Regions from separate parts of the Homo sapiens genome. Here region 1 is linked to region 2. A link is an interaction called in ENCODE POLR2A ChIA-PET data of the cell type or tissue named here. Cell type or tissue: GM12878. All regions are shown on one strand.

Evidence for each region. Peaks named below come from ENCODE experiments on the same cell type or tissue, not always from the same donor. Only the 100,000 strongest peaks of a DNase experiment are listed, where the experiment ranks them.
Region 1: POLR2A ChIA-PET joins it to region 2 with 5 read pairs; 3 of 35 experiments call an interaction of 5 or more read pairs at or near these places.

The regions. Positions count from the first base shown.
Region 1 is chr5:149,795,097-149,803,096 of GRCh38, reverse strand. All of the region lies in intron 1 of PPARGC1B (PPARG coactivator 1 beta), which reads right to left. Among named protein-coding and RNA genes, the nearest start is that of MIR378A, 66 kb to the right of the region's middle. In GM12878, no CTCF peak of the experiment used is centred here; no DNase peak of the experiment used is centred here; H3K27ac peaks cover 1,863 bases.
Region 2 is chr5:149,857,261-149,865,260 of GRCh38, reverse strand. PDE6A (phosphodiesterase 6A) reads left to right here. Exons shown (of 22, transcript NM_000440.3): 21 at 1,995-2,142; 22 at 4,290-7,308. The coding sequence ends at 4,366. It also overlaps a transcript of PPARGC1B not described here. Among named protein-coding and RNA genes, the nearest start is that of PDE6A, 84 kb to the left of the region's middle. In GM12878, no CTCF peak of the experiment used is centred here; a DNase peak (open chromatin) is centred at 4,220; H3K27ac peaks cover 384 bases.

The DNA of each region.
Region 1 (8,000 bases), 62 kb after region 2:
CATGCAGGGTCAGCACGTGGGCAGGGTGGAAAAGTGTCAGGTGCCCCATCAGCAATTCCTAAAAAGGAGGAAAGACAGTGGAGGGGGTGGAGGTGGTGTGGATTGAGGGCTGGTGAACCCTCAAGTGGGAGAATCCCTTAAGTGGCAAGTGGGAGCTCTGCTGGCTCCTCCCTATGCTACTCATGTTGTGGTCCATGAACTAGCAGCATCAGCCTCTCCTGGAGCTTATTAAATACCGCAGCCCTTCACACTCATCCCAGACCTCCTGAATCAGAATCTGCATTTTAACAAAATACTCAGGTGATTCATAGGCACATTTAAGTTTGGGAAGCCAAAAATTTTAAATCGAGTCAGATCCTTATCATGTGACCATGGATGCAACACCTGAGTCCTCCCAGCCCCAGCTGCCCCATCTGTAGAGATAAAGCTGTGTATGCCTCACAGAAGTGTCATGAGGGCTCTGTGTGATCACGTATGCCAAAAGCCTAGCCCAGAGCCCGGCAGGTAACAGCTGTCCAAACTGTTAGCTTCCTTCCTTCTCGAGAAGCCAGAAGGAAGGAGGCTTCTGCCTCCATCCCAAATCCTGCCTGCACATCTGGGAGGGGAGGAAAAGACCCCCATGGGGCCACAACAGATGGGGACAGGGTGGGAGCAGAGGGAAAGGAGGAGAGGAGAGGAAGTCAAGAAGAAAAATAAAAACAAGCAGCAGAGACCATCTGAATCCCGGGAGGCAGGCAACATGCAAAGCCCAGAGACACAACCGGTTCAGCTCACGTCGCAAATTGAGTGCTGCCAGAAGCCAGCAAGCCAGGAGGGACGGAGGAGCGAGGGCCACATGGCTGTGTCCTTTCAGACCGTGTAGGACAATGCTCTTCCAGACCAGCTCTGAACTGGTTCCTGAGGTCAGGGCAGACACTACACTGAGGGTCACTGGAGCAACCAGACAGAAGCTGGGGCCTTGGGCCAAGTCCTGAGAAGGGTCAAAGTGAACTGGAGAACACTTATCCAGAGGACCGTCAACCAGAGGAGCTCGGGGGTCAGGGACGGGGCGGTGCTGAGCTGTGTAATCTTGGCCAAATGATTTAACTTCTCCGGGTCTCAGTAAAATAGGGTACACCCACCTGCTTAGGGTTCTTATGAGGATTAACGAGAAGGGCTTCACATAGTGTCTAGTGCAAAGTAGATACTCAAAAGACAATGGCCATCAGTGAGATTACTACACAAGAGTCCTTAAGCAACTACAGCTGCAGCCTCTCTGGGTTGCTGGGCCTTCCTGTAGCTTCCTCACACCCAGTCACTGAGTTAACCCTTCATGCTCTGAGACAGACCCAGTTCACACCACCAACTCACACGTCAATGGCAGCCATAGCCTCCTGCCTCTACTCCAGCCCCCACCAGGCGGCTAGACACAGAGCAGCCACAGCTATCTTCTCAAGACACAGACCTGACCCCACTGGCTCCCTCTGATTCCTCCCAGGTAAAGACTGAAACTCTTTCTGTGGCCTGTAAGGTCCTGCACGGTGTGTCTCCTGCCTCCCTGTCCCACATCATTTCACACCAGCACCCACTCCCTACTGCCACTCTGAGTCCTGCTGGCTTCTTTCCACCCCTGGCACTTGACAGGATCTGTCCCCTGACATAGCCTCTGCGCATGCTGTTCCCTCTCCCGGAACACGCTTCCCACACATAAAGGCTTTGCCTACTTATCTCCTATTCATCCTTCACTCTACTTCCTGGAGGAAACTTTTTTTTGAGCTTGCAGATCATATAAGGAGCCTTTCTGCACGCTCTCATGGCCTTCTGAAGGTACAGAGGCTTCTGGAGCTGAGCACACTGGGAAATTAAGCATTTATTATTAAACATTTATATGCATGAGTATTTTATTAATGCTCACTACTGTATCCCTGGCACCTGGCACATAGTAAGTGCTCAATAAACACTTGGAGAGGGGATTAGGAGCCTGGCCATTCCCTTGTGCCCATATCACCCACTCGTCCTACAAGGTCCTGCTCTCTCTCTCCTCATCCCCTAGGTCTTCATTCCCCATACACATGGGACAAACCCTGACACTACCTGATCCACGCCATATGTCCATGACCCATAGGCCTGGCACCAGAGATCCAAACGTTTCTAGATCTGATTTTCTTGAAAGCAGCTTTGGGTCATGGCCAAGGGAGGCGTGTGCCGCCGCCTCAGCAGTAAATGCTGATGAAGCTGTCTGGACCAGCTGAGCTGAGATCAGGAAATGCCAAGATTTAAAAGCATCCAGAACCCATTTATTTATTGTTGTTCTTGCACTTCCAGGCTATTTTGAGCTTCAGATCAATCGGTTGGCCCTCTTCTCTCCAAATGTCACTCCTGAAACACCCAACATGCACCTGGCCCCACCTGTTGGGACTCAGCTCCCCCTGCCCCATCTGTCACATGACAACAGCAGCAAAAACAGCGGAGGCTGTTTACCAGGTGCCTCTGTGAGTTGTAAGTGCTCTCACCAAAAGTGCCTAACAGTCCCAAAGGGAGGTATTGTTAGCCATTTAAGACATGGGGAAATTGAAGTGAAGAAATTTGCCCAGGGTCACACAGCTAGAGAGTGCTGAAACTGGGATTCAACCCCAGATCTTCCAAATCCAAAGACCAGGCTCGTAATTGCTTGGCAATACTGCCTGCCTCACTCCTATCAAAGCTCCCCATACGCACTGTAGTTTTTCTCATCTCTGAGTTCTTGGTGATATCTTTCTAGCGACCTGCAATGACCACCAATGTTTTCGCACCACTGGTCAAAAGCCATCCCTCCCCTCGTGCACTGCTATGGGAAGACTGCCAAGATGGGCTGTTAGGTGGAAGGGGATGTTAACGTTACATGATCCTGTTTACACTTTTTTTATGATGCATAGATAGGTACACTTCATATATCCATAGATTATTGCAAGAAGGACACACAAGAATAGTAGGAGTTGGAGGAAATAGGAATAAGGAGTTGGTTAGGCATGGGAGAGGTCAGAGAATATTTACTTTCTATTTTATGTCCTTCTTTACTCTTTGAAGGTTTTTATTTTTATCATATACATGCTGCAACTCATTCCTCAAAACCCAATTCCAGCCAAGCGCAATGGCTCACACCTGTAATCCCAGCACTTTGGGAGGCCGAGATGGGTGAATTACCTGAGGTCAGGAGTTCGAGACCAACCTGGCCAACATGGCAAAACCATCTCTATTTTAAAAAATGCAAAAATTAGCCAGGTGTGGTGGCGTACACCTGTAGTCCCAGCTATTCAGGAGGCTGAGGCAGGATAATCACTTGAACCCGGGAGGCGGAGGTTGCAGTGAGCTGAGATTGTGCCACTGCACTCCAGCCTGGGTGACAAGAGCAAGACTTCGTCTCAAAAAAAAAAAAAAAAAAAAACAACAACAAGCAAACAAACAAACAAAAAAGCCCATTCATATGCCACCTCCCTGATGGAGCCTGCCCTGAATGCCCCAGCTTCTCCTTCCTCCAGTCTCTCTCTGGGCATTTAGGTCACTGAGCCTGTGTCCCCAGTGCACATACATATCAGCAGGAGCCTCAGGGCCTGGTTCAGTGTCTCGGGCTTCCAGGGTCTCCCTTCAATCGAGCCTAAGCCTTTGCTCAGGGAAGGGCATGAGAGCCCTGGTGAATGAATAACTATTTTACTTTCTATCTTGGTCCATGCCTCCTGAAGCCAAAGAAGCTGGAAACTCTAAAATGGAGCTTAGGGGTGGGGAGGAGAAGAGGAGAGCAGAGAATCAGAGGGTAAATTCAGCTCCTGGAAGCCTGCCCAGTGCTCATCCCTGGGAAATGACTCAAGCACCACTTATGCCAGCAGACAGTCCATTTGGGCCCTGAGGTCACCAAACCTCGTCATGGTCCTGCTTATTAAATATAGAGGTGTGTGAAATAAAGCCACCACTTCTTGTTCTGGGATTCTGAGGAAGGGACAGACAGACAGGGATGAGAGGTGAGGAATCTGTCCCCCATTCTCCACCCTTCACAGTCCATCTAGTGAGGTCTCCACTGTGGCTGAGTTTGGACCACCAGGTCACACTTGGCTCTTGGTGGGAGCTTAGCAAATGTCCTATCTCACCTCTCAGGCAGCAAGGAGGTCTCTGCCTTCCTCAGCACCCAGCCCCTGCTTGGGGGCTAGGGACCTCTGAGAGCTTGGTAATATTTGGCCCATAAGAATCACTGCCCTTTGCTGAGCCTCTCTTTTGTGCCAAGCACATTATGGACATCTTGTTTATACTGTCCAACAACCACATAAAGGCAGGTAGACAGACTGTCCAGTCCACTCTACAGATGAGGAAACTGAGTCCCAGGGATGGTAAGCAATGTGCTCAAAATCACTCAGCTAAGTTAGGGGTAGTCGGAATTGGACCAAAGTCTGCTGGTCATCTGAGCCATACCAAGGTTGCAACAGGGGAAGAACGTGAACTAGAACTCCATTGGCTGGAGCTATGTGATTATAATCAGGCCACCCCATGGCCCTAGGCCTCAGCCTTCTCGTTTGCTCAGTGGACTGGCTGCTCACAGGCAGCACGGGAATCAACTAAGCTGAGGCCATGCTTCTCTATCTCTGATCACATACCTGGAGTGGCAAGACATACTCAGAGGCATACACAGGAGGCATGGTGCCTCTTTTCAGAACTCCATTTTACCCCCAAGATTTGCCATAATAAAGTCAAGTCATTTAACTGGAAAGGGGAACATTCTTGTATTATAAAAACAGAACTAAACAAAACAAAAAAACAAGGGCGTGTTAGAGACTAGAAATGCAAATGCTGGATTAATTTTTTCAGACAAAATATGATTTTTTTGTGGTGCGGACTCTATTCAAATCAGTTGTAGGTTTAGCTGATGGGGCTACTTTGGAGGCAATGGTGGACTGTTCTGAACGCTGACTTTGGAATGAGAAAGATGTGCATTAATTTGGGCTTGGTCCCTTAACCAGCTGTGTGGCCCTGGCCAAGACACTCAACCTCTCTGGGCCTTAGCTCTTTTATCTGTAAAATGGGAATGATAAGATCATACTTGTAAAGTAAGGGTCCTTAACCTTTTTTGAGCCATGGGTCCCTCTGAGATCTGATGAAGCCTATAAACTTCTCACAACATTTATGAATGCATAAAATAAAAAAATAAATGAATTGTTTTTTGGCGGGGGGTGGGGATGGAGTTTTGCTCTGTCGCCCAGGCTGGGTGCAATGGTGCAATCTCGGCTCACTGCAACCTCTGCCTCCCAGATTCAAGCAATTCTCCTGCCTCAGCCTCCCTAATAGCTGGGATTACAGGCACACGCCACCACACCCAGCTAATTTTTATATTTTTAGTAGAGACAAGGTTTCACCATGTTGGCCAGGCTGGTCTCGAACTCCTCACCTCAAGTGATTCACCCGCCTCGGCCTCCCAAGGTGTTGGGATTACAGGTGTGAGCCACCGCGCCCAGCCGAAACATTTTTAAATGCACCAAATGAAATGTAGAATTATAAAGAAAACCAATACTATCAAAATATATTTACAAAATAATAAAAAAAGAATCTGTTATGGTAGTGTTTCCTTATTAACAAATAACAAGAGCTAGTGGCATGCCTAATAATTACTTATAATTTGGAAATAGCAATGAGCCTAAATATTTGTAGATATCTTGAACAACTGTGATATACAAATATCTGTGATTTCCATTGACAACAAAGTCACCGTTACCACTAATACTTTTTTTTGTCCCCTACATTCATAAAGGAAATGCTAAATTTCAGCTAGAGATTCATGAAAACAAAGATGTAATTTTTTTCCATCCAAGTTCACAGACCCCTTAAACGTGAGGTTTAAAGCATTGTAACACAGTGCCTGGCACACTGTCAATGTTCTTTAAGGCTGGCTGGTCTAGGTTATCCCAGGCTCTGATCCCAGACACACCAGGGCTGGAAGCTCCACCTATGCGCCAATAGGAGTCCTGCAGAGGAGCATTTTGGGCAGCCTTGAGCCCGTCCAGGGTTCAAGGAGGGATGTGGGTCACTCCAAGCTGTTGGGCGAGGGAGGGAGGCCCTTCAAGCTAATCCAGAAGCTTAGGGCTGGAAGAGGGATAAGCTGCAGTTAGAAATGCACACAGGCTGTCTCGGAGCAAAACAAACCGTGTCCTTCCATGCATTAACTCTGTCCTCGGCTATGCCTGCAAAGGAGCCCTTTCAAATCCTTCCTCCTTGATATCTCCACCTGAGTGGTTTATCAGCATCTCCTCCTTAGATCCAAATGGAATTCTATTTCCACCCAAACCAGTTTCTCCTTCAGTCTCTCCTAGGTCAGTAAATGGCAAACCCTTCACCCAGCTGCTGAGGAGCAAAATTTAAGTATTCCTCTCTTCCCTCGCCCTCACATGCCATCCATCAGCCAGTCTTGTCTGCACTCTCTCCAAAATACCATTCTCATCTCTCTCTCTCTGCTGCCACCATACTGGTGCATACAATCATCTCTTACTAGACTTCCAGCAGATGCCCAGCTGGCCTCCCACTCCCACACTTGCTCACCCCACCCCAAGTTGGTCTCTCCCACAGTAGCCAAAATTATCTTTAAAAGATGTAAATCAGGACTATGTTACCCACCCACTGCTCAAAATTCTCCAAAGACGCTCCTATTGCACTCAGAATGAAATCCAAACACCTGTGGCTTATAAGGCCCTTGCCTACCCTGCCAGCATCCTCTTCTGCCACTTTCTGCCTCACTGACCATGCCACAGCCATCCTGACATCCTTTACATTGGAGCTCAATAGCTGGTCACTGCCCCAGTGTCTATCCACAAGCCATTTTTGCATGGCTGGTTACTTTCTGATGTTTAGATCAAATGTCACCTCCTCCAACAGGCCCCCCCTACTCCACCGACTGCTCACTCTGAAGTGGCCACCACCCTCCCTACTCCGTCACACTCTCCATCGCATGGCTGTGTCTTATTTTCTTCATGATCTACATCACTGTCTGAAATGGCCTTGTTAGTTCTGTCCAGATGTGTGTTACTGGTCGACCCCCACCAGAACGGAAGCCTCTCCATGCTTCCTGCTGCACCTCGGCACACAGTAGGCACTCTTCAGATTTTAGTGAGCCTTCTCTTATGTGGGAAAATGGGCTGAGCTCTTGACATGCATCATGTCACTCAATCCTCATGACTGGTATTATTCCCAATTTACAGAGGAGGAAACTGAGGAGGCCTAATGAGGTTCCCCAGCTGGGTTAAGGGAAGTCTGACTCCAAAACAGGGTACTTAATCACTGTTATACTGTGAAAAAAAAAGATAATCATCCCCCCCTGCCCCCACCATCATCCCCAAACAGCAGACATGGGAAGGATGGTTCTGCAAAAAACTGCAGATGAATGGGGCTGAGGTGACAGTATCCCAGGCCTCAAGATGCTGTGACCTCATCCCGCTCAGAAGCTGCCGCCCTCCTGCGTCCTCTGCCCTGAGGAGCTGGCTGGCAGAGACATGGCATCCACACCTGTACTCAGATTTGCATTTGGTGCCCTGGAAACTCCCCACTGCTCCTTTCTCCTCAGTTGCCTTTTCCAGGCCTCTAATCTCCAGATCAGGTTTCCAGAGCTGTGAAATGTCCTCTCTTAGGTAATTCTCCAGCTTGAGACTAGACGTCTGGGATTTAGAACAACAGAGCCCCAGGTGGAAAAAGACCTTGACAGCCACTTAGTCCAATGCCCCACCTTATGCTTTAACTACAATAGCTGCAGGTACCTCATGAGATAGGTCCCCTTTTTATCTCCATTTTACAGGTGAGGAAACTTGAGGCGCAGGGAGGTTTGCTAACTTCCCTTAGAGACACCCAACTAAGTAGGTAGTTGTCCAGAGATTGGAACTCAGGAAATCTGACGCCCTAAGCTATGACATGTAATTTCTATGCTAGAATAAGAACAAAAACCTTTTCATTTCAGAGCTGCTGCAAGGGAGGCATAGGTGCCAGAATTATAGAACAGCAGAGTGAAAGGGAGCCTT
Region 2 (8,000 bases):
ATTTTTTTTTTTTTTTTTTTTGAGACAGAATCTCACTCTGTCACCCAGGTTGGAGTGCAGTGGTGCGATCTCAGCTCACTGCAACCTCTACCTCCCAGGTTCAAGAAATTCTCCTGCCTCAGTCTCCCAAGCAGCTGGGACTTCAGGCATGTGCCACCACACCGGGCTAATTTTTGTATTTTTAGTAGAGACGGGGTTTTGCCTTGTTGGCCAGGATGGTCTCAAACTCCTGGCCTCAAACGATCCACCCGCCTCGGCCTCCCAAAGTGCTGGGATTACAGGCGTGAGCCATGGTGCCCAGCTGAGGGAATGAGTTTTAATCATCAGGAATATTATTAAATAAGGGAGACTGGGCTAAGTGCTTTATATATGTTATCAAAACCACACTGTGGGGTAGGTATTATTACTGTCCTGATTTAATGGCTGAAGGTAAGCTCTGGTAGTGACCCGCCCAAGATCGCAGTTTGTGGCAGAGCCTGGACCGGAACCCAGGCATCTCTGAACACAGTCGGCTCTGGCACTTCACAGCGGGCCGTGGATTTGCTGTTCTTATATTGGGCAAATCCACTCCATCAATCTGCATCTCAATTTCCTTACCTAAAGATGTAGAAGTGATGAATCTTATTTTCCTACCTCACAGGAATTTGAGGACCAGAGGAGATAAATTGCTCATAAAGTATAATGTGCTATGCTCAAAGAGCTGTAAGAGCCTTTAAGAATCATCTTCTAGGTGGCTCATGCCTGTAATCCCAGCACTTTGGGAGGCCAAGGCAGGTGGATCATTTGAGGTCAGGAGTTCGAGACCAGCCTGACCAAAATGGTGAAACCCCATCTCTACTAAATCCAAAAAAACAAATTAGCTGGGTTGGTGGTGCATGCCTGTAATCCCAGCTACTTGGGAGGCTGAGGCAGGAGAATCACTTGAACCTGGGAGGCGGAGGTTGCAGTGAGCCGAGATTGCACCACTGCACTCTAGCCTGGTCAACAGAGCAAAACTCAGTTTCAAAAAAAAAAAAATCATCTTCTCAACATCCCGATTTCACTCAGAAAATATTTACTGAGTATCCTTGTGTCCCAGACCTTGTGCTAGGCCAGGGCCACCCCAGGGAATGAGGCTGCCAATGTCCCTGCCCTCTCCAGGTTCTCAGCCTCTCGGGGAGACAAGCAAAGGGAGTCATGACAAGGAAGCAAGATGTGGTAAGAGAGGGCTTTGGGAGCTTCCAATGGGGGACTCCACTAGGGGGCCAGAAGAGGCTTCTTGGAGGAAGTGACATATAAGTGGAGGCCTCAAGGAAGAAAACGGGAGGTTAGAGTGTTCCAGCAAAGTGAACAGCTTGGGTTGAGCATGGTGGCTCATGCCTGTAATCCCAGCACTTTGAGAAGCCAAGGCAGAAGAATCACTTGAGGCCAGGAGCTTGAGACCAGCCTAGGCAACATAGGGAGACCCTGTATCTACAAAAATAAAAAAAATTACCTGGGTGTGGTGGCATGAGCCTGTAGTTCCAGCTACTTGGGAGGCTGAGGTGGGAGGATGGGTTGAGCCCAGGAGTTTGAGGCTGCAGTGAGCTATGTTTGTGCCACTGCACTCCAGCCTGGATGACAGTGAGGCCCTGTCTTGGAAAGAAAAAAAAAAGAAAAGAGCAGCTTGTGTGAGGCTCACAGAATGGAGGACACACTCCAGGAACTAAGAGATTTGGATTGCTTGGAGAATGCAAGATGGTCAAGGGCAGGAGGACACTGGGTCATGGAGTTTGAAAGCCATAGTAAGGGGTTTTCACTTCATGCTGAAGGACAGGGGCGCCACAGGAGGCTTCTAAGCAGGTGAGGCATGGGCTGGTGTAGACCGGAGGCCCTGCAGTATCAGCACGGTGGCGGGAGGCCTGCTACTCCGAAGCAGCTCATTCCAGTGTTGGACGTTTCCAGCTGTGCCACCCGCTTGAGCCCAGACCCTGTGGCCTGGCCCTTGCACCAGAGGCACATACTCTCTCTTCTAGGAATTCTCCCGTTTCCACGAGGAGATCACCCCAATGTTGGACGGGATCACCAACAATCGCAAGGAGTGGAAGGCGCTTGCTGATGAGTACGATGCCAAGATGAAGGTGCAGGAGGAGAAGAAGCAGAAACAGCAGTCGGCCAAGTCAGGTTTGTGGAAGGGGGAAGCAGGGACTCCCACCACCCCACTCCCTGAGCACTCAGTGTCTGCGTCCTGCCTCAGAGACTCTTACACGGAGTCTCATTCAGGCCTCCTGATGGCCAATACTGTCCCCATTCTGTGTGTGAGAGCACCAAGGCTGGAAGAGACCAAGTCACACAGTAAGAGACAGAGCCCGGTTCCCAAGATTGAGGCTGAGGAACGATCCAGGCCTCCCAGCAAGTGCCCCGGCAACCAACATAGCACAGACTCTGATTTTAGGGCTGTGGACATATGTCCCTACCCTGGGACAAAGGAGAAGATCTATAATTATTGGTTGGAAGGAATTTTATTTTTATTTATTTATTTTTTGAGCCGGAGTCTCACTCTGTCTCCCAGGCTGGAGAGCAGTGGCACGATCTCCACTCACTGCAACCTCTACCTCCCAGGTTCAAGCAATTCTTCCGCCTCAGCTTCCTGAGTAGCTGGGATTACAGGCACCCAGTGCCATGCCTGGCTAATTTTTGTATTTTAGTAGAGATGGCGTTTCACCATGTTGGCCAGGCTGGTCTCGAACTCCTGACCTCAGGTGATCCACCCGCCTCGGCCTCTCAAAGTGTTGGGATTACAGGCATAAGCCACCGCGTCCGGACTTGGAAGGAATTTGAGGCCCTATTTCCAGCCTTCTGTCTGATGTTTGAATCCTATCTATACCATCATGAGCTTATGCTTGTATACCACCAGTGACAGAGGTCTCACTATCTTATATGACATCCTCATTCAGTACCACTATTAGAAAGGTCTTCCTAGAACTCAAATTGTTCCTTGTTGAAGCTTCCACTTAGTGGTCATGGTTCTGCCTTCAGAATCAAATGGGATTTGTTTGTTCTAACTCTTTACTACTGACAGCACTGCCCCTCCCCCAAGTCATTTCTTTTACTGATTGTGTGATCTGTTTCCTCACAGGACATGGCATCTTGTCCCTCCCTCACCCTGACTGCCCTCCTTTGCACACCCATCCCTCTTCACCCATGGCTCTTACACATGGAAAATGTCAGGGCCTCAGCTCTGCTCTGGGCAGCGTGGGTTGATTCTAAATGGGCAGCTGCAAATGTAGGGGCCACTTAGAGTTTTGTAGTTTATGCTTTGCACAACTCCGGGGAGTGTCCTGTACATCACAGATGTGTATAGCTATTTTGATTTTCCAGAAAAATGGCAGTGAGGTATCCTGGGAAATAAGTGCATTTTTCTAATTTGTACAAATTGTCTTTTGGGCAAGTAGTAAATCAGTGCAAATTTGTGGCCTTCAGATAAAAAAATACAGATTTGGCTTACATTTTTTTCTCCTTCTTTTTTTTCTTATAGCTAGAGAATCAGTACCAACATTTTTTTAAATGTGAATTTTTGGGCCACATTTTAAAATTGGAATATTTAAGATTTAAAAAATCCAGATTTACAGCCTCTTTTTCTTTCTTTTTTGGAGATAGAGTCTTGCTTTGTTGCCCAGGCTGGAGCGCAGTGGCACGATCATAGCTCACTGCAGCCTCAAATTCCCGGCCTCAAGCGATCCTCCCACCTCAGCTTCCCTAGCAGCTGGGACTTCAGGTGTATGCAACCATGCCTGGCCAATTTTTGTATTTTTTTGTAGAAACCAGGTCTTGCTATGTTGCCCAGGTTGGCCTCCAACTCTTGGGCTCAAGTGATTTTCCTGCCTCAGCCTCCTGAAGTGTTGGGATTACAGGCGTGAGCCCTGTGCCTGGCCCAGCTTTTCTTTCTAAAAGAGTAAAAAGGTAAGATCTGGCCACACCAGTCTATCATTTTTGCATGACAACAATTGGCTGAAGCCGAGTGGCAACTGCCCCCTTTAGATGAGACAGAGGCTGTCTCTAGTTTGTCATGTTCACAGCTCCCCTGGTCTCCCAGACATTGGTGCCGAGTACTGGTTCTCACTTATCATCATCCTCGTGCTGCTATTTTTCTTAGAGAAATGTTCTGTTTCCGTGATTCTCCTCACACCTGGTTTGCCTTCTGCATGTGTTGTTATCTGTTGGCCACTGAAAGCCTTTGAGTTTGCAACTCTTGGTCCAAATTAGGTCAAAGGGGAAGCCCACTGCAGCCTCTTGTCACCTGGTGTGTTCTTTTTCCTGTTTCATTGCAGCAGCCGCAGGAAATCAGCCGGGGGGAAACCCCAGCCCAGGGGGTGCAACTACATCCAAGTCCTGCTGCATCCAGTAACACCACTGGGGATGTGCTGGCTGGACGGCACCACCCTTTCCTGGGAAGAGATGACTCAAGCCAGTGGAAGACCACACACCTTGAGAAGTAGAAGAGTCATAGGATTTGAAAGCTGTTAGAGAATTTAGCTTCCAGGACTGTTCAATCTTTTGGCTTCCCTGGGCCACATTGGAAGAATTGTCTTGGGTCACACATAAAATACAGTAACACTAATGATAGCTGTTGAACTTAAAAAAAAAAATCGCCAAAAAAAAAAATTTCATAATGTTTTAAGAAAGTTTATGAATTTGTGTTGGGCCGCATTCAAAGCCGTCCTGGGCTGCATGTGGCCCACGGGCCGTGGGTTGAACAAGCTTGGCTTATACCTTATCCAGTGGCTTTTAAACATTCTTTTAGTCTTGAGAACTGCCTATTGAGCTAAAACCAATATTCTAGCTTTCATAGACATCAGTTAAACATTTAATTACATTTAATTAATGCCAGATTCACTGGCTTGCTTAGAATCATTTTTGTTCTTATACTTTCAGTTAATGTATTGTAAAAATTTTCAATCATTTTCAAAAGTAGAGAATTGTACGTTGAATCCCCACATACCCATCACCCAGATTCCAATATCAAGATTTTGCTACATGCATTTCGTCTGTCCTTTTTACATTTTCTTTTCAATTTTTTTTCTTACCTGAAGTGTTTAAAGGCAAATCCTGGCCAGGCGTGGTGGCTCACACCTGTAATCCCAGCACTTCAGGAGGCTGAGGTGGGCAGACTGCATGAGCCCAGGAGTCTGAGACCAACCTGAGCAAAATGGCAAAACCCTGTCTCTACAAAAAATACAAAAATTAGCACTCACCTGTAGTCTCAGCTACCTGGGAGGCAGAGGTGAGAGGATCTCTTGAACCCAGGAGGCGGAAGTTGCAGTGAGCTGAGATCATGCTACTGCACTCCAGCTTGGGCGACCGAGCGAGACTCTGACTCAAACAAAAGCAAAAGAAAAGGCAAATCCCAAACATATCATTTCACACCTCTACTATCTCATCTTTAAAGAAATAAGTATGTTTTCTAACATAACCACATCACTGGCCCATGCAACCAATGCCTGCCTAATACCCAGCTGTGATCTATGCTTTGATGGGCTGCACAGACCCCAAGCTTCAGCAAAGGACTTGGGACCCCACCAGCTTTGAGTGCTGTTGACAGACCCTTAGTATCAACCCCATCAGGTGTTACTGCAGCCTTCCCCAGGGTGGCCTACACCCAATGACTGATCCATGCCAGGTGGAGAGGCCTGGCCATCTTGGCTGAGCATGGGATAACTGTGCAGGGCTGTTCCAGCTCCACGACTCCTCGTGGGGTCCACTAAGGCTGTCGCTGGGCTCACATCCCAACTCGACTTCTCCCTCTGCCCACTCCTATTTCCTTCCCTTCCCCAAGCATCGGTCCCCAGGGCACTGCTTAATAAGCATCCTGCAGACTAAGTCCATTTTAGAGTCTGCTTTCTGGGACACCCAACTTGTGATGCCAGCCCTTAATCAACCTTCCTTCATTCTCATGAACGTTTTCAATGGTTGGCTTGCCTGAATCTGATCCAAACAAATTCACATATTGAATTTAGTTGTTTCTTTTTGTTGGTTTTTAGAAAAAAGAAGATGTACTTTTTATTCTTGGATTTTTCATTGATTTCACAGAGTATAAATTAAGTCAGATTATTCTCAATTCCAGAACTTCTGTTTCTTAAATTAGCAGGCATTCTGTTGGTTTAAAAAGATAGATGTTGGCCGGGCGCGGTGGCTCACGCCTGTAATTCCAGCACTTTGGGAGGCCAAGGTGGGTGGATCACCTGAGGTCAGGAGTTCAAGACCAGCCTGGCCAACATGGTGAAACCCCATCTCTACTAAAAATACAAAAATTAGCTGGGTGTGGTGGTGTGCACCTGTAATCCCAGCTACTCAGGAGGCTGAGGCAGGAGAATCGCTTGAACCTGGGAGGCGAAGGTTGCAGTGAGCTGAGATCATGCCACTGCACTCCAGCCTGGGCAACAAGAGCAAGACTCCGTCTCAAAAAAAAAAAAAAGAAAAAAAAAAGATGTGGCAGATAGAATTTCTCTCTTTCTCTATCTTTCATGACGAGGTCTCACTCTGTCGCCCAGGCTGGAGTGCAGTGGTATGACCATAGCTCACTGGAGCCCCAGCTGCCCGGGCTCAAGCAATCCTCCATCTCAGCTTACCAAGCAGCGGTGACCACAGGCATGCACCACCATGCCCAGCTAATTTTTTAAAACCTATCTTTGTAGACATGGGGTCTCATTCTGTTGCCCAGGCTGGCCTCAAACTCCTGACTTCAAGCAATCCTCCTGCCTCAGCCTCCCAAAGTGTTGGGATTACAGGCGTGAGCCACTGCACCTGGCCAGGACTTATTTCTTTTAAACCGAATCTAAGTATGTTCTGGCAAGTATGCAATACCTAGCGGAATGCACTGGCCTGATCAGCATTCATACCATAGTAACTGATGTTGAAAACAGCACAAATAAACCAGAAGTTGAAAATGGCAATAACATGCTAAAAATTTGCAAGTCAATTTGTTACACTTGTCCAAATCTTGATTTTTTTTCCTTCTCTATCGTTCCCCCCCCACCACCAGCTTTATGGAGGTATAATTAGCAAATAAAAAGTATACATATTTAAGGTATACACTGTGATGTTTTGATATACATTGTGAAATGGTTACCATAATTAAGCTAATTAATATATCCATCACCTCACATAGCCATGGTTAAGTTTCTGAAGTCTCTTTTAATCTACAAAGTACTCCTTCCTTTTTTCCATTGTCATCACCTTGCAGAAACAGAGTCAGTTTTCCCACATTCTGTATTTATCTGTTTGTTTCTTTGTGGCCGCATGTAACACATTCCTCTGTCTCATTCTAATAAATGGACATTAGCTCTAGAACTTTTCTTCCTTCCACACTGAATGTTATGCAGAAACTAATATATTAAAACAGTTGCTTTGAGGAGAGGGAGCCACATGGTTTCCCCAAACGGTAAACCACTCATCTACTGTAATCTCTCTTTTTAGACACATGAGGAAATTGAAGGCCAGTGAGAAGACGGGGCTGGGCCAAGTTCCTGGCACAGTTCCCTGGCTTCCCTCCAGGAGATGCCCAGGATCACAGAGAACATAGTGTACAGGGCAGCCACATCCTGGTGGCCTCCACAGTAGATCAATCTGGGCTCCTGACGCATGGGCCCTGCTCATGTTTGCAGGTGGTGATGTCAATAGAGAACTGGGTCTGGAACTTGCATCTTTAAACTCCCAAACTAGATGTTCTGCCCTGCTGCAATGCACACCCTGATAGCAGTGGTCTTTAAGCAGAGGCCTGTCCTAAGAACATCACGTTTGGTGGTTACATGGCAGAGTAGCAAGGAGAAATAAGTGTCACTCAGGAACACACGGGCATTGATGTTGCTGGTCCTGACTCTGCTGCCATGTTTCTGAGTCCCTTCGGCAGGTTCCTTCTGCTCCACTTCCCAGCCTTCCCAATCTGTCAAAAAAAGGTCAAGATCCTTGCAGTGCCTCTCTCAGAGGACTATGGTTAGCACCAAATGAGACTGAGCTGAATGAGGATCACAGCTGATGCTGAT